Linked DNA regions of Mus musculus: regions 2 and 3 are each linked to region 1. Evidence: chromatin loops called from intact Hi-C (ENCODE). Cell type or tissue: gastrocnemius. All regions are shown on one strand. Links, peaks and the distances in the headings refer to the core of each region. The heading gives the core; the rest is flanking DNA.

The links. Hi-C counts contacts between places; a loop is a spot of excess contacts. Peaks named below come from ENCODE experiments on the same cell type or tissue, not always from the same donor. Only the 100,000 strongest peaks of a DNase experiment are listed, where the experiment ranks them.
Region 2: a loop joins it to region 1, with 3 times the contacts of the local background. A loop is called at or near these places in 17 of 42 quality-filtered maps.
Region 3: a loop joins it to region 1, with 2.9 times the contacts of the local background. A loop is called at or near these places in 2 of 42 quality-filtered maps.

Annotation. Positions count from the first base shown.
Region 1 is chr11:51,816,436-51,824,444 of GRCm38, reverse strand. It overlaps Jade2 (jade family PHD finger 2), which reads left to right. Exons shown (of 13, transcript NM_001357588.2): 11 at 3,249-3,366; 12 at 5,817-5,948; 13 at 6,745-8,009. The coding sequence ends at 7,550. Among named protein-coding and RNA genes, the nearest start is that of Gm30110, 35 kb to the left of the region's middle. In gastrocnemius, for the core only: CTCF peaks have their summits at 3,396 (motif pointing left), 4,302 (motif pointing left) and 6,499 (motif pointing left); DNase peaks (open chromatin) are centred at 3,386, 4,289 and 6,484; H3K27ac peaks cover 311 bases.
Region 2 is chr11:52,217,131-52,225,139 of GRCm38, reverse strand. No RefSeq gene overlaps it. Among named protein-coding and RNA genes, the nearest start is that of Olfr1371, 7.1 kb to the right of the region's middle. In gastrocnemius, for the core only: CTCF peaks have their summits at 2,088 (motif pointing left) and 4,629 (motif pointing right); a DNase peak (open chromatin) is centred at 4,642.
Region 3 is chr11:52,000,255-52,008,263 of GRCm38, reverse strand. Cdkl3 (cyclin-dependent kinase-like 3) reads right to left here and starts at 4,043. Exons shown (of 14, transcript NM_001166654.1): 1 at 3,754-4,043; 2 at 3,172-3,351. The coding sequence starts at 3,336. Ube2b (ubiquitin-conjugating enzyme E2B) reads left to right here and starts at 7,773. Exons shown (of 6, transcript NM_009458.5): 1 at 7,773-7,971. The coding sequence starts at 7,928. In gastrocnemius, for the core only: a CTCF peak has its summit at 5,189 (motif pointing left); DNase peaks (open chromatin) are centred at 4,022 and 6,707; H3K4me3 peaks cover 2,390 bases; H3K27ac peaks cover 4,323 bases.

The DNA of each region.
Region 1 (8,009 bases), core at 1,520-6,519:
TGGGGCTGAGGGAGATGGACATGTGTGTGTTGGGGGAAGGAGGAGGTTTCTAGAAGACTGAAGAAGAAAGCTATCAAAGATAGCAATAAGACCCAGCTCCAGGGGTCCAGCCTCAGTCCCTCTGGGGGCTACATGTTGGTAACTTTGACTAACAATGCAAAGGACCAAGTGCTCTTATGGGGGTGGGGCAGGGGTTCTCTGCAAGGCCCCATAGTGGCAGTGGCCTGGCCAGCAGGCCCAGTCTCTAACCATGGCCCAGGGCCAATAGCTGAGAGTAGTCCACCTTTGCCTGGGCACCAGGCCAGCTTGGTCCTGCTCCTGCATTGAAGGGACAGGGCAGGGCTGGAGTTAGAGGCCTTGGGTGGTCTGGCCCTGTACTGATTCTGGGCCCTTTCCCCTAATGGGTGACTTTCTGTTTCCTTTTCCTTGAACTGGAAGTAAGGATCCAACTGACCTTGGGGTCAGCGTTAGGGGGTCATACAAGGACAGTGGCCTCCATCTCTTGGAGTCACACAAGGATAGTGGCTTCCACTGTTAGTTGTGTTGTTTGAAGCTACCTTCTCACCTGGTAGCCCAGGCTGGCCTCACCCATTCCTCCCAAGTACTAGGATGATAAGGATCTGAGCCCGCCCCGCCCCTTCCTTACTTCAGATTGGTATTTTTATTACTATTGGCCCCATAAGCAGTTCAGCTCATAGAAGAGAGGTGAAGCCTTATATTCTGAGAGTGGGCTCCACAGAGCTGCAAGGCCTGGTGCTCCAGCACGGGCATCTTCTCTGATGGGTCAGGAGCAGAATTGCCACCAGCAGAAAATCAATTTTACGGCCAACCCAAAAGATACACTCTCCTACAAATTTCAGCCGCAGGCCTGGACCTTGGCAGGCAGCGTGGATGGGCACGGCCACCACAGCGTCCAGAGTTATTCACGGCTGACAGAAAGATTGCAGTAGTGGACATCAGCCTGCAGATGCCAGCTCATGTCCCCTAGCAACCGCTGACTATTAGGCCCTGCAGGACATGATTGTGGTTCTTGCTGGAAGAGTTTATTTCAGTGACTGAATGGACCTTGTGTGAGACCCAAGAGGGTGGCCGGAGCTCTCGGTCATCGGAGATGAGTATGTGGTAGCCTCACCCCTGCGTCCCTCCAAGGATGGAGAGGAACCATGGGAAACAGACCCTTTCCTTTTCTGATCTCGCTGTTTGCCTTGGGGTCCCTGGCCAAAATCCTTAACAGCACTTGGCTGGTGACACAGTCACTCTGTCCACCCAGTCAGTCAGCACTCCATTCTCCAGGTCTTTGTCTTCATTCAGTCATAATCAAGCATGGGCCCACCCCAACCCGAGATGACTTCATCTTAGCTACTTTTATCTTCTGAGACCTTATGTCCCATTCTGAGGTTCCCAGCAGGAAATCTTGCGGATTTCCACCCATGTAGAGGCCATCGAGGCCCTGGAAGGTGTAAGTTTGCCAGGAAGTGGTCTGATTTGCATTTCAAGAGCATTGCTGAGGGATTGTTTTACTGTCCCTGTGAAAGGATGGGGGATGGGGAAGGGTGGAACCAGGCTGTGAAGAGAGCTGGTATCTGCCACAAGGAGAGACTGGTGCAAATGTACTGATAGGTCAGTTGTGGGTGTGGACCAAGAGAACAGGTAGTGGGGATGAGTCCAGTTTTCAGCCATAAGTCTTCTACAACTCCCCTTTGCCCGGAGGGTGCACCCCCAGGGCCTGCTTACACCCCCCCCCACCCCTGCTGGTTTTGCCTCTCCTTTCTTTTTCCAGTACACTGTCACCACCTCCTGCTGGGCTAGGGTGTCCCGGTTTAGGCCATCTGCTCCAGGGAGTTCTTCCTGCCTTGCTGGGTGGCAGGCAATAGGAAGAAAGAGATGCTGGCCCCTATACAAATTTATTCCAGAATGGAGGAAGGCACAGAGCCAGGCTAAAGTGCAGGAGGAGAGGGGTGTGAAGAAGAGGTTGATTGGAAAGTGGGTCATGGTAAGAGGTGCACAGGCTGCTACCAGTGGTTCAAACCCAGGGCTGTCCCTGGAGGAAGAGGCTGGACATGGGAATTGATAAAGCTGGAGTCAGCAATGAGTGAACCCTGACGGCCTGGTGTTGCCAGTGCAGGTGAGGAGTACACACACACACACACACGCATGGAATGTCACAGCAGAGTACATGTCACACGGGATGTCATGGCAGAGTCCATATTGAATCCCTCCTGTGATGCTGTCCGCCGCACTGGACCTCCTAGGATCTCCTTCTCAAGTAGTCTCAGAAGGGAAAGGAAGGTCACACCTGATAAAGATCTGCTCATACTACCTCGAGCTAGGAAGGCCGGAGTCATAGGAAGGAGAGGCAGAGGTTCAACTCAGAAATCTGCCTGCCTCTGCCTGCCAAGTGCTGGGATTAAAGGCGTGCGCCACCACACCTGGCTGGAAGGAGAAGCTCTTAATTAAAGGTAACTCAGGCAGCTAAGTAAGACCTGAAGACCACCTGGCAACTGTGTAAAGGGAGGCCTGAGTGGGAATAGGATCCAGGCTGAGCAGCTATGGTCAGTAACTGTCCCTGTTTCTGGAAAACTCCACATGAGCCCAAAGGTGATACCAGATGGAGGGAGCGTCTCCAGGGCTGAAGCCTGGAAGTATGTGAGAGAGCAGTCCTTAGGGGATAGAGGAACCCTGAACAGGCAGTGACAGGTCCACTTCATATCCTGCCAGCCAACCTGAAGAATGTGTGCCCGTCCTCTGGGCTAAGCCAGATGACTTCAAAGCCTACTGTAGGGACTCTAACCAGCTGGCCCAAGGGAGTCAGGGGCTGCTGTCCTTTATAAAGTCAGGCATCATGTTGCTGTGGATATGGGAGCATTGGCCCAGGGGGCAAGGCCCTGGCTCAGGTCCCGGGATAGCAGGTAGACTTGGAAAAGCTATTTTGCCAGATTGTGTTCATTTGAAAGTACAGTGATACCTGTGCCTTGGGACATGCCTGCGTTTTGCCATGATGGTTGTATCTGCTGCAGAGTTGCTTTGCTGGGAAAGGCGGGTGTTAGGCAGGAAGAGAGGGTTGCCAGCTCGAGACCAGATACTCCCTGCATGCTCAGGGTTTCGGGGTGAATTCTCAATTGTCTTAAGGCAGAGGGGAGGCAGCAGCAGTGGCTGGTGTTCAAAACACTGCTTTTTTTCCCAGCGGCGAGGCCCCTTGAGATGGCCAGCAGTAGGTGAGGTGAGAAATCTCTCCTGTGTCCCTTCAGGTAAGGAACCTGTGCTACATGGTGACAAGACGGGAGAGAACGAAACACACCATCTGTAAACTTCAGGAGCAGATATTCCATCTACAGATGAAACTTATTGAGCAAGACCTTTGCAGAGGTAGGCACGGCGCCCCCTGCTGGGAAGATGTGTCTATGCGGCCTGGAAGGGCCTGGGACCAGAACCCTTCAGTCAGGTTCCTTCTCACGGACATAACAGATCCACGTGGGAACCAGTGAAGGCCGTGGTTGTGCTGATAGGCGAGAAAACAGAGTTTGGACTGTGGCTTTCAAGCCTCTACCCTCAGGGGCATCACTGGGATAGCCCAGTTCCATCCACAGTGGCTTAGCTTGCACAAGGACAGGTGCAGACCACAGTCTTCCTGACTCTGCTGGGCTCAAGACAGGTCAGAGCTGGCCAGCTCCCCTGAACCCTGGTAAGCGTAGGGTTCAGTCTTCAGGAAGGCAGCTGTGTGGAGATGTGGCTGTGTCGCCCTCTCTGTGGTGTCATGTGATGAAACTCAGGCTCTGATCAGATGTGTCTTCTATCCTTTAGGTATAACATGCATTTAGCAGATCGAGAAACCAGGAGCAAAGGTGTTGACATTGGCTTAATTGGATAGTTATGGAGTCTGGACATGTGAAGGGAAGATAAGCTTAACACGCACCCCCCCACACAGGAACATTATTTACACTCAGACGTTGAACATACACAGCAGAAGGCAGCTAGGTAGAGAGAGCTTTGGAGATATGCCTGCCGCTACCGACTCAGCTTGTGGGTCATTCTGGGACGTGAGAAGAGGAGGGAGTGCTGCTGCGAGTCTTCAGAGGGAATGGTTGCCCCTTTTCTGCCCGTAGCTGAGTTGCTCCATTTACCCTTTGGGATCGCCAGCATTCATCAAAGCCAAGTGTGGCAGTACATACCTGTAGAGGAGGGGGTCTGGAGGTTCAGGGATTTAGTACTGGCTGCTCCTCCAGTGGCTATGGCTTCAATTGCTGGCACCCATGTGGTAGCTCACAACTGTCTATACCTCCAGTTCCAGGGCATCCAGCGCCCTCTTGTGGCCTCTGAGGAACTGGGAATGTAGCTTACTTTATAGGGCATGAAGCCTCCCTGGGTTTGATCCCCAGCACTGGCTAAAACCAGATGGTGCAAACACACATCTAATTCTAACCCTTGGGAGGTAGAGGCAGGAAGATCAAGAATTCCAGGTTATGCACTGCTACTTAGAGAGTTCGAGACCATCCTGGACTATGTAAGAACCACTTTCTTACACATAGTTAGTTTACATAGGTGTTGTCTGCATATTTGTACATGTGATACATGTGTCCCTGGTGTCTGCCTATGAAGGTCAGATCCCCTGGGACTGGAGTTACAGATGGTCACGTGCCACCGTGCAGGTGCTGGGAGTCAAACCCAGCGTAATCAAAGGGGACAAAAAGAGAGAAGAAAATGACTGTTGCTAATGACAGAGGTCAGCGTAGGTCACGGCCCCATGGAACTGACAGTCATGAAGCCTACCCAAGTCCAGAAGAGAGGAAAGTGGGGTCCCAGGCTGTGCAGTCAATCATGGCACACGGGGTGGAAGCGATGAGGGGAACTCTACTGTACTTAGAGACCACACACAAGTGTCAGTGTTCAAGGAGGCTGAGGGCAGCACGGTAGGAATAGCACCTTCTGTCATGGTCTCCTATACACCAGAGGGTCTGCACCCTAACCTAGAGTCTGAGGACCCTTCAAGCTCCTTGTGAGTAGGAACCATTGTTAAGAGCATTGCATTGCCAATGCCTAAAGTTGATGCACATGGAGGAGAGAGGGGCTTAAGGAGGCTGTAGGGTAACCAGGGTGAGACATGGAGGGCTGTAACCAAGGTGAGACAGACATGTAAGGCTGTAACCAGGGTGAGACAAACATGTAAGGCTGTAACCAGGGTGACACATGGACGGTCTAGGGGCCTTGTAATACTAGGTGTGGGGTCTGAGTTACAGGCCGGGAGACTGAGGTCTAATTAGAGGCTCTGGGGACTGAGAAGAGCTCAGAACACAGAGCTCTGCCTTCTTTTGACATTATTCCCAGAAGCCTTCCTGCCTCCCTGCCCCTGCTGAGCAGCCGGGGACTCATCTTTTGCAGACCAAAGGGCAAAGGACCACATACAGAACCCGCACCTCCTGTCTTGTGCTTGGCTGCACAAACAGGACTGGAGGCTGAGGCAAGGAGCTTGGCTGTGGTGTCAGGCCCAGAGTCTAAGCCTCTTATGTCCACATCACGATTCTCTGCCCTATGTCCAGCTCCTTACCCTAGCATTTGGTCCATATAGCATCCAGTCACCTTTTCCACTCAGTAGAACTCTCCAGGGTCTGTGGGGTTTGTAGTCCAGTTCGTAGTGCACTTTGAAGTCTAGGTCCCACAAGGACTTATTATGCCTTCCTCTATCCTTCATAGAGCTGTGGGCTGCCCCCGCTGCCCCGGTTTCTGCCACACTGACTCTGACCTTGGTACCACTGTTGGTAGACCCAGTTGATAGACGACCCATAGGCAGCCACTCAGGTTTAACTCTTTCTCCAACACAGAGCCTTCTGGGAGGAGGTCAAAGGGCAAGAAGAATGATTCAAAAAGGAAAGGCCGAGAGGGTCCCAAGGGCAGCAGCCCTGAGAAGAAAGAGAAAGTGAAGGCTGGGCCCGAGTCTGTGCTGGGGCAGCTGGGTAAGTGAGGGGCCCTTGTGTCCTGGCAGACGCTGACTTTACCATTTTCAACTTCACCCAGAAGAGGGCCAAGCAGCGTGAAGCAGAGACGGACCGCTTAGGCCCTTCCTCTTCCAGGGCTCACAGTGGCTCCGTCTCACGCACAAGAGATCCCAAGACACTCTGGCTAGATAGAGCTCTGCCAGCTCTGGAGCTGCCCTTGCCAGGGTGCTGGATGCCCCCAGAGGTCCCTGGAAATCACCTCTATGCTGAGTGGGCAGGACTACACTGCTCGCGAGGTCTTTATCCCTGTTCCACCCTTCCTGAGTCTCCACCGCTCTTTGTGCCTTGCCCCCTCAACCCAGCCACACAAACCTGCTGACCTTTCTTGAGCCACCCAGAGACCAAGAAAAGTGACATCAGGTTCCCTAGTCACTGCCACAATTTATCTCAGTAAAACCGGGCCCAAAACTGAAGGTCCTGGCCACCCTGGGAGCTCGCTCTATCAGGTGTTTCCTGCAGGCTGTTGGAGGCACTGCCTGTAAAGATGCAGCGCCCCCTGCTGGCCGGTCTGCTCTTGCCACTGAAATGCTTACTGTTTGAACAAGGAACTAACTCACCACTTCCTCCTTTCCACTCCACAATTTAAAAAGCTGGTCCTGGGGTCAGCCAACCTGGTGAGCAGGGGCTGGCCTCTGCTACTTGGTGGCACTGGTGGGATGCGTGGACAGAACAGGATGGCTTGCCTGGGTGGGTCGGTTGTCTTGAGCTCACACACCTGTGGCATCTCACCTGCCTCCTGTCTCCCATTCATCAGGTCTATCCACCTCGTTCCCCATCGACGGCACTTTCTTCAACAGCTGGTTGGCACAGTCGGTTCAGATCACAGCAGAGGACATGGCCATGAGCGAGTGGTCTTTGAACAGTGGGCACCGGGAGGATCCTGCTCCAGGTCTGCTGTCAGAGGAATTGCTACAAGATGAGGAGACGCTGCTCAGCTTCATGAGGGACCCCTCGCTACGACCTGGTGACCCTGCCAGAAAGGCCCGAGGCCGCACTCGCCTGCCTGCCAAGAAGAAACCATCCCCGCTGCAGGATGGGCCCAGTGCACGGACCACTCCAGACAAGCAACCCAAGAAGGCCTGGGCCCAGGATGGCAAGGGGACGCAAGGACCACCCATGAGGAAGCCACCACGGAGGACGTCTTCTCATTTGCCGTCCAGCCCTGCAGCTGGGGACTGTCCAGTCCCAGCAACACTGGAAAGCCCTCCACCACTGGCCTCCGAGATACTAGACAAGACAGCCCCCATGGCTTCCGACTTAAATGTCCAAGTGCCTGGCCCTACAGTGAGCCCCAAACCCTTGGGCAGGCTCCGGCCACCCCGAGAGATGAAGGTCAGTCGGAAATCTCCGGGTGCTAGATCCGATGCTGGGACAGGACTACCGTCTGCTGTGGCCGAGAGGCCAAAGGTCAGCCTGCATTTTGACACCGAGGCTGACGGCTACTTCTCTGATGAGGAGATGAGCGATTCTGAGGTAGAGGCAGAGGACAGTGGGGTACAACGAGCTTCCAGGGAGGCAGGGGCAGAGGAGGTGGTTCGCATGGGGGTGCTGGCCTCCTAATTCACCCAGGCCCTGCCCTGGTCCCCCTACAAGGCCTCAGCCCAATCACAACTGCCATTTCCAACTGCTGAGTGTCTCAGACCCACCACTCTGTCGTGGTTTTATTTTTAATATAGAGAGAGTTCTGAATTCCACCCCGTTGTCTTTCCTCTGTGCTGGCCTAGGACATTAGGATTCCTCCCGTGGCCCCGGCCACGGGGGACTATACCAGGTTCTATGTGCCACCCCGGTCCCAGCCCATGCCACATCGCTGGGCTTCTGGCTTGATGTAGACAAGGTGAGGGAGAGAGCTCAGGGCTCCTGCCCACTGCCATTGGGTGACACAGACTGTCGTTTGGGCATTATTTCATGGCAGATGGGCCATCCCAGGGCCTGCCCCGCCTTGTCCCCCCAGGTTGCACTGGGGTCCATTTTGGGTGGGGAGGTGTCCTGCTGCACTCCGCTGATCCGTAAGGAAGT
Region 2 (8,009 bases), core at 1,929-6,928, 400 kb before region 1:
TTAATAGTCTAAGTCTTAAGGCCAGAATAAATGGTGTAGCCTTCCATTAGAGTGGTCTTCTCATCTCCATTAACCCAATCTGAATAATCCCTAGCAGGTGTCTAGAGCAGGACTTCTCCACCTTCCTAAAGCTGTGACCCTTTAATACAGTTCCCTCACATTGGGTTGATCCCCAGCCATAAAATTATTTTCGTTGCTGCTTCGTAACTGTAATTTTGCTACTGTTATGAATCATAATGTACATATCTGTTTCCCCATGGTCTTAGGTGACCCCTGTGAAAGGGTCGTTCCAGACCCTCAAGAGGTCGAGACCCACAGGTTAAGAACCACTCACTGGTCTAGAGGTTTGCCTCCTAGGTGACTCTAGATCTTGTCAAGTCGACGTTACCCATCACACTCTGGTTTCAACTGTTGCCGGAGCAGTAGTAAAATAAGAGAGCAGCGCTTCCATTTTGATCTATACAAGTCCGAGGAGTTTCAAGTTCATATAGTTACAGGTGTGCTGACTATGCGGAGGGGGAGGGGGGAGTCAGGACTTTCAATGGGATTCCAGTACGGTCGAGAATGCGGAAGTGTTACAGTTCTTAGAAGAGAAGCAAACAGGTTTGGGCAGGTAGCCAAGGTCCCAGGTCTCTCTTTAACTACCTCGGCAGCGACACCAACCGCAGTAGGCGTGGCAGCGGCAAGAGCCTGCCCAGCCAGGCAGGTCCAAGGTCCAACAATGAAATGCTTCGGAAGAGAGAACACTAGCCACTCTCAGATGACCCTCGATCCTTGGGGAGATAAGTTGTGAGCGTTATTCCAATGTAGACAGGGACTGTATGAACTTTAAGCAGTGGGGTGGGATTTAGGGGGTAGGTGTTTCCTATTGGTTGAGTTTGAGATGTTGCTGATGCTCTATATTTGCATGGGGAAGAACTCCAGGTGCTACATCCCGTGACTGATAGCGCAGGATCCTCTCAGCGGGGTGTTGTGGTTACGTGTTCCAGAGCAGGTACAGAGACAGGCAGGAAGTATAGCGACAGCTCTCAGATTTCTGATTCCTGGGGTCTGAGCTCACTCAACCTTAGCAGTCTTTATGCCTGTCTGGCCCACTTGCCTTACACAGATGCACAGAAATCTTGCAAACCTGCCGCCACTCACCTGCTTTAAATGTCTCATGTAAGATGGGAAAGGTGCTGTCACTCTCCCCATCTACAAGGCAGACCCTGATAACAGTTATGAGAGATGTCATCTGTTTTTGGCAAAATTATTTCTGTCACTGGAATGGCTAAACTTAAAACAGTGACAGTATCAAGTGTTGACAAGGACGTGGACCAACTGACACTCTCTTCCACAACACTGTTGGTGGAAGTACACGTTGGTGAACCCCGCTAATTGGAAATATCTACAAAAGATAAAAACCTCCATGAACCCAGTGGCTCAGCAACTCCAGTACTGAATTTATGTCCAACTGAAATAAGTGCTTAACGGGCAATGGTAGCACATGCCTTTAATCCTAGCACTTGGGAGGCAGAGGCAGGCGAATTTCTGAGTTCGAGGCCATCCTGGTCTACAGAGTGAGTTCCAGGACAGCCAGGGGTACACAGAAAAACCCTGTCTCGAAAAACCAAAATGAAAAAAAAAAAAAAAAAAAAGAAAGAAAAGAAACCAAATAAGTGCTTATGTGTTCCACAGGTTATGTTTCAATATTCATAACAGCTGTATTAGGGGCCAAGTACATAGGATGAGGACACTTTTGGACAACAATTTCTCTCAAGAACTAATTTATTCCACAAGAACAGTGTTAACCTCCAAGTAGGTACTTAAAGAGATAGAAATCACCTAACGGTTCTGCCTCCTCATCACCATTTGAGACCAAACTTCTAGGATGGGAATCCTTGGTGGTTATGCTCAGACCCCCGGCTAAGCCATGACAGCAGCTTTATTTGCCAATCAAATGTTAGAAATAGGGCAGGGTGGGAGAGATGACTCAGAGGTTGAGAGTACTGACTATTCTTCCAGAGGTCCTGAGTTCAATTTCTCAAGCAACCACATGGTAGCTCACAACAGTCTGTAATGGGATCTGGCGCCCTCTTCTGTAGTGCAGGCATATATGCAGGCAGAACACCGCATACATAATAAATAAATAGATAGATAGGTATTATTAAAAAGTTAGAGCCGGACGGTGGTGGCGCACATCTTTAATCCCAGCACTTGGGAGGCAGAGGCAGGCAGATTTCTGAGTTCAAGACCAGCCTGGTCTACAGAAGTGAGTTCCAGGACAGCCAGAACTATATAGAGAAACCCTGTCTCTTAGAAATAACACCACCATCTGCTGTACAAATAACCTGCAGAATATTCACACCATAGACTTTCAAACTGAAAGAGAAAACCAACAGAACATAGATGAACCTCAATGTTGAATGAAAGCCACTAGGTGTAAAATGACTTACTCTGTGAATCCATTTCAACAAACACCACAAAGGAAGCCAAAGGAAGCCAATCAGCTGCTGAGCAGCTGATGGGTGTTGAGGGAGGTCTCTGGGGCATCAGAATCTTTCTATCTATCCAGGTGCTGGTTTGATCTTGAACGCTGTGCTGCTTCAGAAGGACCACGGCAGGCCAAACAGTTCCATGGGAGGTATATTGGGAGAGAGAGGGGCGGCAGAAAGAGAAGGGGGAGAGAGAGAGAGAGAGAGAGAGAGAGAGAGAGAGAGAGGAGAGAGAGAGAGAGAGAGAGAGAGAGAGAGAGAGAGAGAGAGAGAGAGAGGAGAGAGAGAGAGAGGAGAGAGAGAAATCAGGGGGGCCTTTCTTTCTTTTTTTTTCTTTTTGTTTTTTTTTTTTTGTTGTTGTTGTTGTTGTTGTTTTGTTTTGTTTTTTTGAGACAGGGTTTCTCTGTATAGCCCTGGCTGTCCTGGAACTCACTCTGTAGACCAGGCTGGTCTCTAACTCAGAAATCCCCCTGCCTCTGCCTCCCGGGTGCTGGAATTAAAGGCATTTTCCACACACCCGGCAGGGGGCCCTTTCTTTATATATGGATGATGATGTAATCACAGGGAAAGATGGGAGGTGAGAGCCAGGCGTGGTGGCGCATGCCTTTTAATCCCAGCATTTGGGAGGCAGAGGCAGGCGAATTTCTGAGTTCGAGGCCAGCCTGGTCTATAGAGTGAGTTCCAGGACAGCCAGGGCTACACAGAGAAACCCTGTCTGGGGAGAAAAAAAAAAGGTGGGAGATGAGCCAAGTGGATTCTAGGAATATGGTGGTTGTTGCCTTGGCAACAGGTCTGCAGGGAGGGGGGAGGGGGAAGGGGGAGGGGAAGGGAGAGGGAGAGGGAGAGGGAGAAATTTTTTTTTTTAAGACAAAGTTTCTTGGGACTGGAGAGATGACTCAGTGGTTAAGAGCACCAAAGGTCCTGAGTTCAAATCCCAGCAACCATATGGTGGCTCAGTGGTTAAGAGCACCAAAGGTCCTAAGTTCAAATCTCAGCAACCACATAATGGCTTACAACCATCCATAACAAGATCTGATGCCCTCTTCTGGAGTGTCTTCTGGAGTGTCTACCGTGTACTTACATGTAATACATAAATCTTAAAAAAAAAAGTTTCTCTCTGTAGCTCTAGCTGTTCTGGAACTCACTCTGTAGACCAGACTGGCCTCAACTCACAAAGATCCAGCTGTCTCTGCCTGGAAAGTGCTGGGATTAGAGGTGTGTACCACCACTGCCCGGCAGAGAGAGAAAATTTTTAAAAAATAAATGTTAAAAATGTTAATATATGATTTGTTTTATATCTATGTGTATGTACCTAAATGTATGCATGTGCACCATATTCATGCAAATGCTCTCCGAGGCCAGAAGGGGTGCTGGGTCCCCTGGAACCAGAGCTATGGGTGTTTGTGGCCATGGTTGTGAACTCCTGATATAGGTGCTGGAAGCAGAACCCAGATCCTCCAGAAGTGCTCTGAATAGTGTCTGTCACCTTGGAGCTTCTGTGGCTGCCCAGTCACCCTGTGCCAAAGCTGGAGGAGCATAGAGAGGGAAGTTTCTGGAAGGAGGGCTTAGTGCCCAGAGTCTAGCCTTGGCCCTTGACCTTGGACAAAGCTCCAGAAAGGTCCATCCTTGCCTCTACTTGGGCCATCTTCTGTAGAGCCTTCTGATGGGTGACATTCCTCACCTCAGGATGCTTCATCAGAAGCTCAAGGCAAGAGTGGTGTCCACATCTAAGTGACAGAGGAGAAAGTTGGTGGACACACATCTATAGCCATACCACCAGAGGCCCAGGTTGTGGGCCTCCCTACAAGTTAGGAGCTGATAAATGGTATTGTGTAAACTAGTGTGCCAGGCAGGAGCTCAATTCTGTAACACTGGGCAAGATGGCAAAGCTGTAGCTGGCCACATTAACTGTGCCAGATTACACATCAGAAAAGTGAGGAGACAGACTTTGAACCTGGCTATGGCTATCTCACCACAGGAAGCCAAAGCTCATCAGAAGAGAATGCCCTTTACTTTACTCTACTCCACCCCAGAATGGAGAACCTACTGGAACAGATGGGTACCCCCAAGGGCTCACAGAAGGCAGAGACAGGGCATTGTAATTGAACAGCTTTATCCTAGCTAATGCCCCCAAACCATCACCACTCAGTAGTCTGCCCAGCAGATGGTGCCAGAGGGCCACTTGTCTGTCACAGAGCACACCAAGCCCTCCTCCCCCACCCCCACCTTCCATCTCCTTTGCTTCTCCTATCTAGAATTCAATGGGGTCCTGTTCAGAAGCCTGTTCTGACCCGGTCTGACCAGCAGAGGCCTCGAACCAGTACAGCTTGGTCCAATCCTCCAGCGAGCACGGGGCCAGTGCTCCTCTGTGAAATGAGTTCACATTGGGTTGGGCAGCAGGGGTTGGAGGGCTTTCTTAGGAGGCTTGAGCTAGGTGATAAGGAGGAAGATGGCTTTAGAAGTCTCCTTGCCCGACCTCTGTGGAGGCGGAGAGAGGGGCATCAAGCATCGCTGCGTGAAAGGCAAACACAATCCCAGGAACTTGAGCATGAGAGAAGGATCTGGTTTTCTTTTTATTCATTATTTACTTTTTGAGCTGGGGTGAGGCTCAGCTTGTGGTAGAAGTCGTTAGGCAAATGTAGGGATCGATTCTTGCTTTCCATGCCATGGATTCAGGGCACCAAACTCACGTCATTGTCATCTGGCTTGGCAGCAAGCTCCTTTAACGACTGAGCCCTCTCATTGGCCCCAGGAACTCATTTTGAGATGCTGGTCAAGGGAGGCACATCAAGTGGGCAGTTGGGTTACGTAGCTCAGAAGCTCACAGTAGAAGTTGGTCTGAGGCTACGTGGTGGGGTTCTCTGGCCATCTCTTCACAGGTTCACAGAGAAGAGTCTGTGGTAGCAGCACGCCGGCTCAGAGGTTACGAGTACAGGCTGTTAGCCAGGCGATGGTGGTGCAGACTTTTTAATCCCAGCCCAGAGGCAGAGGCAGGTGGATCTCTGTGAGCTGGAGGCCAGCCTGGTCTACAGAGCTAGTTCCACGACAGCCAGGGCTACACAGAGAAAACTCTGTCAAAAAAAGAAAGAAAGAAAGGAAGGAAGGAAGGAAGGAAGGAAGGAAGGAAGGAAGGAAGGAAGGAAGAAAGGAAGGAAGGAAGGAAGGAAGGAAGGAAGGAAGGCAGGCAGGCAGGCAGGCAGGCAGGAAGAAAGGAAGGAAGGAAGGAAGGAAGGAAGGAAGGAAGGAAGGAAGAAAGGAAGGAAGGAAGGAAGGAAGGAAGGAAGAAAGGAAGGAAGGAAGGAAGGAAGGAAGGAAGGAAGAAAGAAAGAAAGAAAGAAAGAAAGAAAGAAAGAAAGAAAGAAAGAAAGAAAGAAAGAAAGAAGAAAAAAGGAAGGGGAAAAGGAAAATAAAACATCAACCTTTAGAGAACATTTTTTTTTTTACACTATTCTATTTTCATGTTTTATGAACAATCCCTTTATGGGTCTTGGTTTTTCCTCTCATTTCTTAGTAAATACGTTTTTCAAATTTTTTACTGTTTAAAATAAATGTGTTTATGATTGGTCCTCTACCTTTACATTACTATATTCTTCTAAAAGGACAATATATGTATCTTAAATATGGGACTAGAGAGACAGCTCAATGGTTAAAGAGTGCTTGCTGCTCTTCCAAAGGCCCAGAGTTCAGTTCTCAGCTCACAGTCAGCTTTAACTCCAGAGTGGGATCCAGTACTCTCTTCTGGTCTCTGTGGACATCCATGTGCACAAAGACACACAGACACAAACATAAATAAGCATAAAGAAATAATAAAATAATATAAGTATTTTAGTAGTATCTTGCACTATCAACTTTTTCATTTTGTATTGTCATTCAAAATACTCATAGAATATATTTTAATTAATGTATTTATTTATTTATTTACTTACTTTACATCTCATAAGGGAAATTGGTCTGAAATTCTCTTTCTTTGTTGGATCTTTGTGTGGTTTAGGTATCAGAATAATTGTGGCTTCATAGAATGAGCTGGGTAGAGTACCTAGTGTTTCTATTTTGTGAAATAGTTTGAGGAGAATTGAAATTAGGTCTTATTTGAAGGTCTGACAGAACTCTGCACTAAATCCATCTGGTCCTGAGCTTTTTTTTTTTTTGGTTGGGAGACGATTAATGACCGCTTCTATTTCTTCAGGGGAAATGGGACTGTTTAGATCATTAATCTGATCCTGATTTAACTTTGCTACCTGGTATCTGTCTAGAAAATTGTCCATTTTCATTTCATCCAGGTTTTCCAGTTATGTTGAGTATAGGCTTTTGTAGTAGAATCTGATTATGTTTTGGATTTCCTCAGGTTCTGTTGTTATGTCTCCTTTTTCATTTCTGATTTTGTTAATTAGGGTACTGTCCCTGTGCCCTCTAGTTAGTCTGGCTAATAGTTTATCTATCTTGTTGATTTTCTCAAAGAACCAGCTCCTGGTTTGGTTGATTCTTTGTATAGTTCTTTTTGTTTCCACTTGGTTGATTTCAGTCCTGAGTTTGATTATTTCCTGCTGTCTACTCTCTTGGGTGAATTTTCTTCCTTTTGTTCTAGAGCTTTTAGGTGTGCTGTCAAGCTGCTAGTGTACGCCTCTCTAGTTTCTTTATGGCGTCATTCAGAGCTATGAGTTTTCCTCTTAGGAATGCTTTCATTGTGCCCCATATATGTCTGGGTATGTTGTGGCTTCATTTGCATTAAACTCTAAAAACTCTTAGATCTCTTTTTTTTTTATTTCTTCCTTGACCAAGTTATCATTGAGTAGAGTGTTGTTCAGCTTCCACGTGAATGTTGGCTTTCTATTATTTATGTTGTGTTATTGAAGATCAGCTTTAGTCTGTGGTGATCTGATAGGATACATGGGATAATTTCAATATTTTTGTATCGGTTGAGGCCTGTTTTGTGGCCAATTACTTACTTTACATCTCAACCACAGTTTCCCCTCCCTTTTCTCTCTCCCAGTCCTTACTCCACTTCACTGACCCCACCTACCCACTCCTCCTCCCACTCTCTTCAGAAAAGAAGAGCCCCCCTCCATGGATACCAACTGTCCTTGGCATATCAAGATGCAGTAATACTAGGTGCAACTTCCCTTGATGCTAGAAGAAGCATCCCAGTAGGGAGAAAGGGTCCCAGATGAGGGCAACAGAGTCAGAGGCAGCTCCTGCTCCTGCTGTTAGGATTCCCACATCAAGACCAAGATGCACAACCATTACAGTCTGCAGAGGGCATAGGGAGTCCCATACAGGCTCCTGGCTGGTCGTTTGGTCTCTGTGGGCCTCTATGGGCCAGGACAGTTGATTCTGTAGGTTTTCTTGTTGTGCTGCATAGGATTCATTATTTGTATGGCTCTTTTTTGTTAGCTCAATTGAAGCAAAGAACACACTTACCTATGCTTGCTCCTTTTATACTGCTCTTCCTTCCTTATTTAGTTCCAAGGTGGTCCCTTACACCACATCACATCACCCCTTTCAAAGAACATCTGTACCATTTCTTCCAAGGCAAGT
Region 3 (8,009 bases), core at 1,929-6,928, 180 kb before region 1:
AGGCAAAGCACCCACACACATAAAGTGAAATTATTTTAAGTTTAAAACTCTTTTAAAGGAAGAAAGGTAGGGAGAGACGGGAAGCAGCTGAGCCAGGCCAGTCAGTCAGAGGAGTTTAAATTGTCTTGCTAATGGTGTCACATGGCTTTAATCCCAGCACTCAAGAGGCAGAGGCAGGTAGATTTCTCTCTGTAAATTAGTAGTCTGTTCTACAAAAGAAGTTCCAAGGCAGCTAGGGCTACATAGTGAGACTCTCTCTTATAAAACAAACAACAACAAAGGAAATAAAGTGTCTTAAAATAATTTGCATATGTCAGACATGGCAAATATGTGCATTTGAGGGCAGCCTAGTCTACATAGCAAATTCCAAAACATCCAGGGATACATAGTGAGACCCTGTCTCAAGTTATTTGTGTGCATTTATAACAATAAAATGTTTTCAGGCTTATCTCAGGGTTCCTGTCACTCTCGGTTACTTTTTTCTTTTTTTTAAAGATTTATTTATTATTATAACTAGTTGCACTGTAGCTGTCTTGAGATGCACCAGAAGAGGGCATCAGAACTCATTCCGGGTGGTTGTGAGCCACCATGTGGTTGCTGGAATTTGAACTCAGGACCTTCGGAAGAGCAGTCAGTGCTTTTACCCGCTGAGCCATCTCACCAGCCCCTCATGGTTACTTTTATAAACATTATTATGCAGGGGCTGGAACTGTTACTCAGCTGGTAGAGTGCTATCTAGCATGCACAAAGCATGGGGTTCGATCCCTAGCACCACATAAAACTGGGTGGCTCAAGGGGTACAGGCACTTGCTGTCAAGCCCGTCACCCTGAGTTCAGTCCGTGAGAGCCTTCCAATTTTAGCAAGCTACCCTTTGTCCTCTACCTGTGTGCTGTTGATGTGTATGAACACACACAATAAATGTATTTTAAAAATTAAGACATAGCAGGCATGGTGCTGCACGTAATCTCACTGCTAGAGAGGTGGAGGCAGGATACCCAGTTTACCTAGACTCTGGTCTCAAGGCAAGAAACCTTAATGCCCCTAGATTCCAGTGACTAGAAAATTTGTATTTGGAGGCTTCTTCCCCTTAGTTCCAGTCTCTAGCTATGGACTCCTCTAGGCTACTAATTATCTCCTAATTCTATTTCTCACTTAAGGAGCACAAATGACCCGACAGTGCTGATTCATTTCATAAGGCAGGGACTGATGTCTCTCATAGTACAAAATTACCTTTATTAGCTTTTAATCTTTCCTTCATACAGTCTAGAATAGAGCAGTTCTGACTGTCTACAGGTGCTAGTATAGTGTTCTAGTTAGAAGCAAATTGACTTATATTATCTAATAGAGATTAAAAAGGAAAATGCTTCTTTTGTACCAGATGAAGATGGCAGGAATAGCTATGATCTTCATCACATATAAAACACCTAGACTTCAGTCTCAAGGTAAGAAACTAATGTCCCTACATTCCAGGGACTAGAAAATTATATTTTATTAGCAGTGGTCTGTAGAATGTATTAGGTTGAAAACTAAGGGGGTCTGGTAAGAACCTAACTCAGGAATGCTGCTAGTATCATGAGGCCATTTTTTAGAATTCAGCAGTGTAAACAGATACAAAGTTAAAATGATAGACTGCAGATAACATAGGAGAGAGTGTAGAAGCAAATAGAAAAGAGTCGGGTTTTGTTTGGTTTGTTTCAGTCTCTAGCTCTGGACTCTCCTAGGAACGTGCATGTTCTTTTGACTGCCTCAGCTCTTTGGTCTGGTAGACCCAGCACCCCTGCAGTGCCTGGAGCTCCCCGATACGATACTGTTGCTGCTTGTAAAAGCTTAATAGCCTTCAGTTACAGATCCCTGTCACCTCCAAGTCAACATTTCCACAACTGAGCTAGTTCTCAACCTCTCTTCCAACTCACATCAACTGCAGTGTTCTCTGGACTTCAGGGCATCTCTGACTCTTTAACGGCCTCATGATACTAGCAAGCCCCCAAACCAAGTTTTGACTTCTTAGACTAAAACACTTTCTGTTTCCAATTTACTACACTTTAATCACACTTCTTTCTAATTCTATACAGGAAACTCATAGAGCAAGTATCTGCTCTTCTTCTTCCCATTCTTGCTGTCCTGTTTTAGTCTTTCTGACCTTACTGCTGTTCCCCTAACCTGGAAGTATCTCCATCCTATCCCACTGCTGTACATCATTCAAGGACAAGTACATACCCTATTTTCTGTTTAAAACAAAACAAAACAAACCAACCAAACAAACAAAATCCTTCCCCATCAAACGGGAATTGGTGGGATTTAATATTAACCATTAAATAAACAACAAATGAACAAAAAAGCCTGTGTGGGTATGTGATTGTATGCACATGCCTGCAGGTGTCTCTGGAAACCAGAAGTAGGTACAGGATCCCTGGGAGCTGGAGTTACAGGCAGTTGTGAACCTGCTGATGTGGGGTGCTAGGAAATGACTCTAGTCTAGGAAGTGCTTTTAACCACAGAGCCATCTCTCTGGCTCAGCGTGAACCACTCTTATTCAGGGTTATTTTACTATACCCTCCTGCATAGTTATGCCACTAAGGAACATTTTTTTTTTCTTCAAGACAGGTTTTCTTTGTTTAACAGCCTTGGCTGTCCTAGAACTCACTCTGCAGACCAAGCTGGCCTTAATCTCAGAGATCTACCTGTCTCTGACTCTCCAGTACTGGAATTAAAGGTTTGCACCCCAATACCTGGCAAAAAAAATTTTTTTTCCTTCTTCCTACTCTCATCGTTTTCCACAATCCCTTGTACAAAGCAGACATCCTTACTAAGTATTATACTTGAATAGTTTTGAATGATTTTACAATACTAGCATAATTGTTATACACAAGCACACAATCTTATATCAATAAAAAAGTACAGATTGTAGACAATGAGGGTTTCTCTATGACAGGTCTTAGTTTATCTGTTAATGGAAACATTCTTTCATATATTTTATTTTTATCCCATAACAATTTCTCTTTTGACTTAAATAATCAAGGAAAAAGAAGATGGGTGTTTCAATGTAGGCCTGTAAATCTTAGCCCTGGAAAAAAATAAAGCATTTCAAGACAGCCTGGGCTGCATAGCAAGATAGGTCCCAATGGGAAAACAAGAAAAAATATATATAATAAAAGGCAAAAGAAGCAAACCTTTAGAAACTTTATTTCTCTCGTTGCAATTTTGTTGACAGATTTTTCTGGTTTCTCATAGAAAATCTTAATGGCCACTATTCGCCCAGTGTCCTTATGTTTGCATTTCATGACCGTTCCATAACTTCCCTCTCCCACTTTTCCAAGGGTTTCATACATCTCCATTTTCAAGCCTGGCTTCTACTTCACAGAAATAAAGAAAGAAAACGTTAAACGTTCACACTTTCAATTATACAAGCTCTATAATGCTTAGAGATAATCCCCTACTTTCGGATATAAGAACAAAAACTAGGAGTGCCGGCTACAGCAGAGCCTGCTCGAGGGAACTCTTAAATTGTCTAAGAAGCTCCAACTTTCACCAGAACGCAGGATGTCCTTCATTAATCTAGCATTTTGTGTAGACCGGGATTGAGAAATAAAAGAGGTCTGATATGCGTTTAACTCAGGCATCCTTTTAGAATACGGGATTTACAATTTGAGGTCCCCTTTCAGGAACAATGGAAGCCAAACTAAAAAGTCCCGCTAACAACACTGCGGGTCCCTTGTTAGGAGCCACGGTCCACCAAGCGTGGGGACTCCCACCTCAGCACTAGTCACCCATACGTCCTGCCCTCTCCTCAAACACGCAGTCTGTGCAGCCCCAACCCGAGTGGCCCGTCTCGCCGCGCTGTCGACCTCGTCCTGAGAACCACCGCCGCCTCAGCCCATCCTGTAGTCCCGCCGGCCCGGCTGCGTGCAAGTCCCAGCCGGCCCGGGACACCACACCTCCTCTCCTGGCCGACCTTGCCGGCTCGGGGCAGCCGGACGCCCTGGCAACGGGGTGAGGGCGGGGCACTGCCGCGTTCCGAGCACAGTACGCAAGACTGGAAATTGCTGAGGTCCTGACCCGGAAGGGAAAGTGACACGAAGCGGAAGATAGACCCAAGGGGAAGGGGGAGGGACGTAGGAGGCCCGCGTGCTTGCAGGTGGGGGTGGGGGTGGGGGGTGGGGATGAGGGAGAGCGGGGCATTTTATAGCAGAATGAACGCCTGGAGGCTTTCGCCCGGCAAGAGAGCGTTTTGTCACCTGGGTGGTTACTGGTCCCTTACTTGTGCCCGGTTCTAGGAGGTTGACGGAGATAATTGGATCTACGGAACACTTATGGGGCTACAGTTTGCCAGTGCTTCGTTACTATTCCATGCAACCGATTTCGACCTCAAAGTCGACATAATCCTTAAACCGGGGACAAGATCGTTTTTGGATAGAGGGCTTAGCTCGGTAGTAAGCCACATACTCAGCGTTCACTACTCCTCTGACTTATTTCTAACACCATTTCTGTACACATTTTCAGTTTCCCAATTACTACTGCTTTCTACCTACTAGTGATCCCTTTTTGTTTTGAGACAAGGGCTACTATATAGCTCCGGGTAGCCTGGGACTCACAATGTATACTTCCAGGCTGGCCTCAAACTCCCAAGATTATCTGCCTGCTTAGAGTGCTGTGCTGAGTGCCATCATATCCAGCCCTAGCAGTACTTTTAAAGTTTTCTCATGACGTGTGAAACGCAAAACTTTTTAGGAAAACAAAATAATTCACCGGACTCTGCCACAGGCTGAGTAAGTACAAGGACGCCTAGGGATGTACTTTTAAATAGCCCGCAGAGCTTTTAAAAGGGCTCCATTTTTACAGATCTTGATTTAACTGTAATAGCAAAAGTAGGTCATCGAGATGGCTCAGTAGGAAAAGGCTACGAAGCCCAAAGTGTAGAGTTCAATTTCTTGGACCTACGTGGTGGAAAATGAACCAACTCCTCCAAGTTGTCTTGTGACCTATACACACAAATGAATGTGCACAACGAGTGTGCTGAGTAGTGTAAAAAAGAAACTAGTTTGCTTTTTTAAAAACAAAAACAAAAAACAGTTTAGGGCTGGAGAGATGGCTCAGCGGTTAGGATTACTGACTACTACTCCAGAGGTCCTGAATTCAGTTCCCAGCAACCACATGGTTACTCACAAGCATCTGTAATGGGATCTGATGCCCTCTTCTGGTGTGTCTGAAGACAGCTACAGTGTATTTGTAAAAAAAAAAAAAAAAAAAAAAAATCTTAAAAAACAACAAACAAACAAAAAACAGCCGGGCGTGGTAGCTCACGCCTTTAATCCCAGCACTTGGGAGGCAGAGGCAGGCGAGTTCCAGGACGGCCAGGGCTACACAGAGAAACAGTTTAGACGCATTTCCATTTTTGCAATTTTGCTACTAACTGCTAGAGCCTGGCTTTGGAGCTTGAGAGTTAGGAGGGCTGGGCACTTGGCTTGGATTTTTCTTTTTCCTATAAATAAGAATGTTGTGAGACCTGCTATATGTTTACTTAAGATTTGTTATGAACTAAATATTTGCAAGGAGCAAAGCATGAATTAGTGAGCCCCTGTCATCACAAACTAACTCCTAACCCCAGCACTCAGGAGAGAGGAAGTCAGAACTATGTGAGATTGGGGCCAGCCTGGTCTACATAGCAAGTTACCCTGTTTTAATAAGTGAAATTATAGTTCTAAGACTGCGGTTGTAGGTTTCCAGCAAGCCACCTGGCCATGAAATTGTGTGAATTTTGTTAACATTCTGCTCTCTATATTTTTGGGAAGCATTCAATTTATCAAAACATTTCATTTTGGATATTAAAAACTATCCCGTCCATTTTTTAAAGTAATAAATTGCTAGATAAGCAACAGAATGAGATTTTTAAAAAGCGTCTGCCATTTCACTCTATGTATTTCTTGATCATGAGGAAGATTAACATTGGTATGGCTGGACGGAAATTTAAAAAAGCCCAGGCACTTGTTACCGGCCCAGGGGATTTAAAAAGCCTGTTTTCCCCCAAGACAAGGTCTCTCCCAACTCTAGGTGCGGTGGAATTTGCAGACCTCTAGTCCCCTGTCTACCCAGTGCTGGAGTTGTGCTTGTGCGCTGCATCCTTTTCAATAACATTTTACAGGGCTACCTAAGGCCCTGGGGTTCTACGGAATAACTCAAAGAGAAGAAACGTAAAGGTAAGAATATTTAACTTTTAGCTTAGTCACATTGTGAGGACACAGCAGCGGCTATCAAGAGTAAGACATACCTGACAATCCTCAAGGTTACTTTTTGGCGGGGAGGGATGAGACGCTCAGGCTGCCTAGGGTGGCTACCATCCTGCTTCACTGAGGCTAGCCTTATACTCCTGATCCTTTCCACTCTCCGAATGGTGGGATTGGCAGGATGCACCAAGACGCTGGGTTCTCAAGGTCATTTTAAATCAAGAGAATTGTTTGAAGGAAGAAGGGATAAGGACAGTGAAAAAGGTTAACCCTTCCTGGTTTCATGGAACCATGTGAAAGAGTGAGCAGTGGAGTCTCATGCGCTTCCCCCTTCTTGAGTTAAAGAATTCCGCATCTACTACACTGTTCCGGTCCCTAGAACTAACAAATCCCCAATACAGGGCTAGAAGCTGAGCACGGAAATTCCAGGAGCCAGCTGGGGGCTGTGGTGGTCAATGCTTCGGGAATCGGCTATGAATCAACCCCCCACACCGCACTTCCGGTCCATTTGGTCCCTCTTTGCTATTGTATAAAGCTTGTAATGAGTTACCTCAGAGTCGAGCTCTAACTCCCACCCATGTCTGCAGGATCTCTCCCCTGATCTGAATCATTTTTGTAGGTTTCTTTGACAACCAGCAGCATTGATATGCTCTAAAATCACACCCACTCACTTCTTGAAAAACACAATTGTGCCCCACCGCAGGCAAATTCACAGATTCCAATTCAAAGACTCCATAGATGGAGTCTTTAAGGTTTGGGCAATCTATTCCACTCTCATTTCTGTATAAATTCTAAGTATGGAAATTCCATTAGCAGGAACAGGCTATTGATGCAAATGCCCTTAATCCCATCTCATTTGCACCGACCTAGCATTCAAAGCCGTTCATTACAAGGCTTTGCCACACTTTCAGTACCTGTCCCACGTACCAGAGTTGCTAAGCCACTTGAAACACAGAATTAAGTCCAGATTTTTTTTTTGTTGTTCCGTTTTAAAAGACTCAGAATGCAAGCGGCTCCTTCCACAATGTCTCCTTTTGCAAAGCCCCAGTACTTTGGGACCAAAAGAATAATGTATGACTAGAGGTGTCAACTCCTTATACTCAAGGACCTGCTTTGTTAGACCTGAAACCAGAGCCAGGCTAGGCCATCACGTGACCTGCTCTGATGGCGTCACAGGCACACGTGGTTCTAGATACTTCGCTCCCTCCCCCTCAGGGGTGGATTGTTGACAGCGGCGCTGGCGGTCACGTGACTTGACGTCACCCCCCCCCCCACCTCCTCTCCTCCGAAATCTCAGGCTCCGGATGCACCACTCTCTCCCCGTCCGGCCGAACTTGAAACTAGCGACGGGGGGAGCGAGGCGAGGTAGCGTGTGGGCTCCGAGGGCGTTGGGCCGGGCCGTGTTCAGCGTGAGCACGGAGCGGATCCTCCGTAGTTGCCCGCAAGCAACAAGCCCGGAAGGCCGCCTTCTGCCCCTCCGGTGCGGCGCGCGCGCCCGCTCGCCCCGCCCCCTCTCCCCCCTCCCGCGGTGGTACTGGCGGAGGGCGGAGGGATCTGGAGGCGGCGGAGGGAGACGTCATTGCAGGGTTGTTTGTGCAGTCTCGGTGGCGGCGGCGACCCACAGTGATTCGGCCGCTGCGCCGGGGGGTGGGGGGGCTGAACGGGACTCTTTTCTTTCAGACTGACCGCGGGGCAGCTGCGGAGCATGTCGACCCCGGCCCGTAGGAGGCTCATGCGGGATTTCAAGCGGTAAGGGCCCTCGTCTTAGCCCAATATGACGGCCTCTT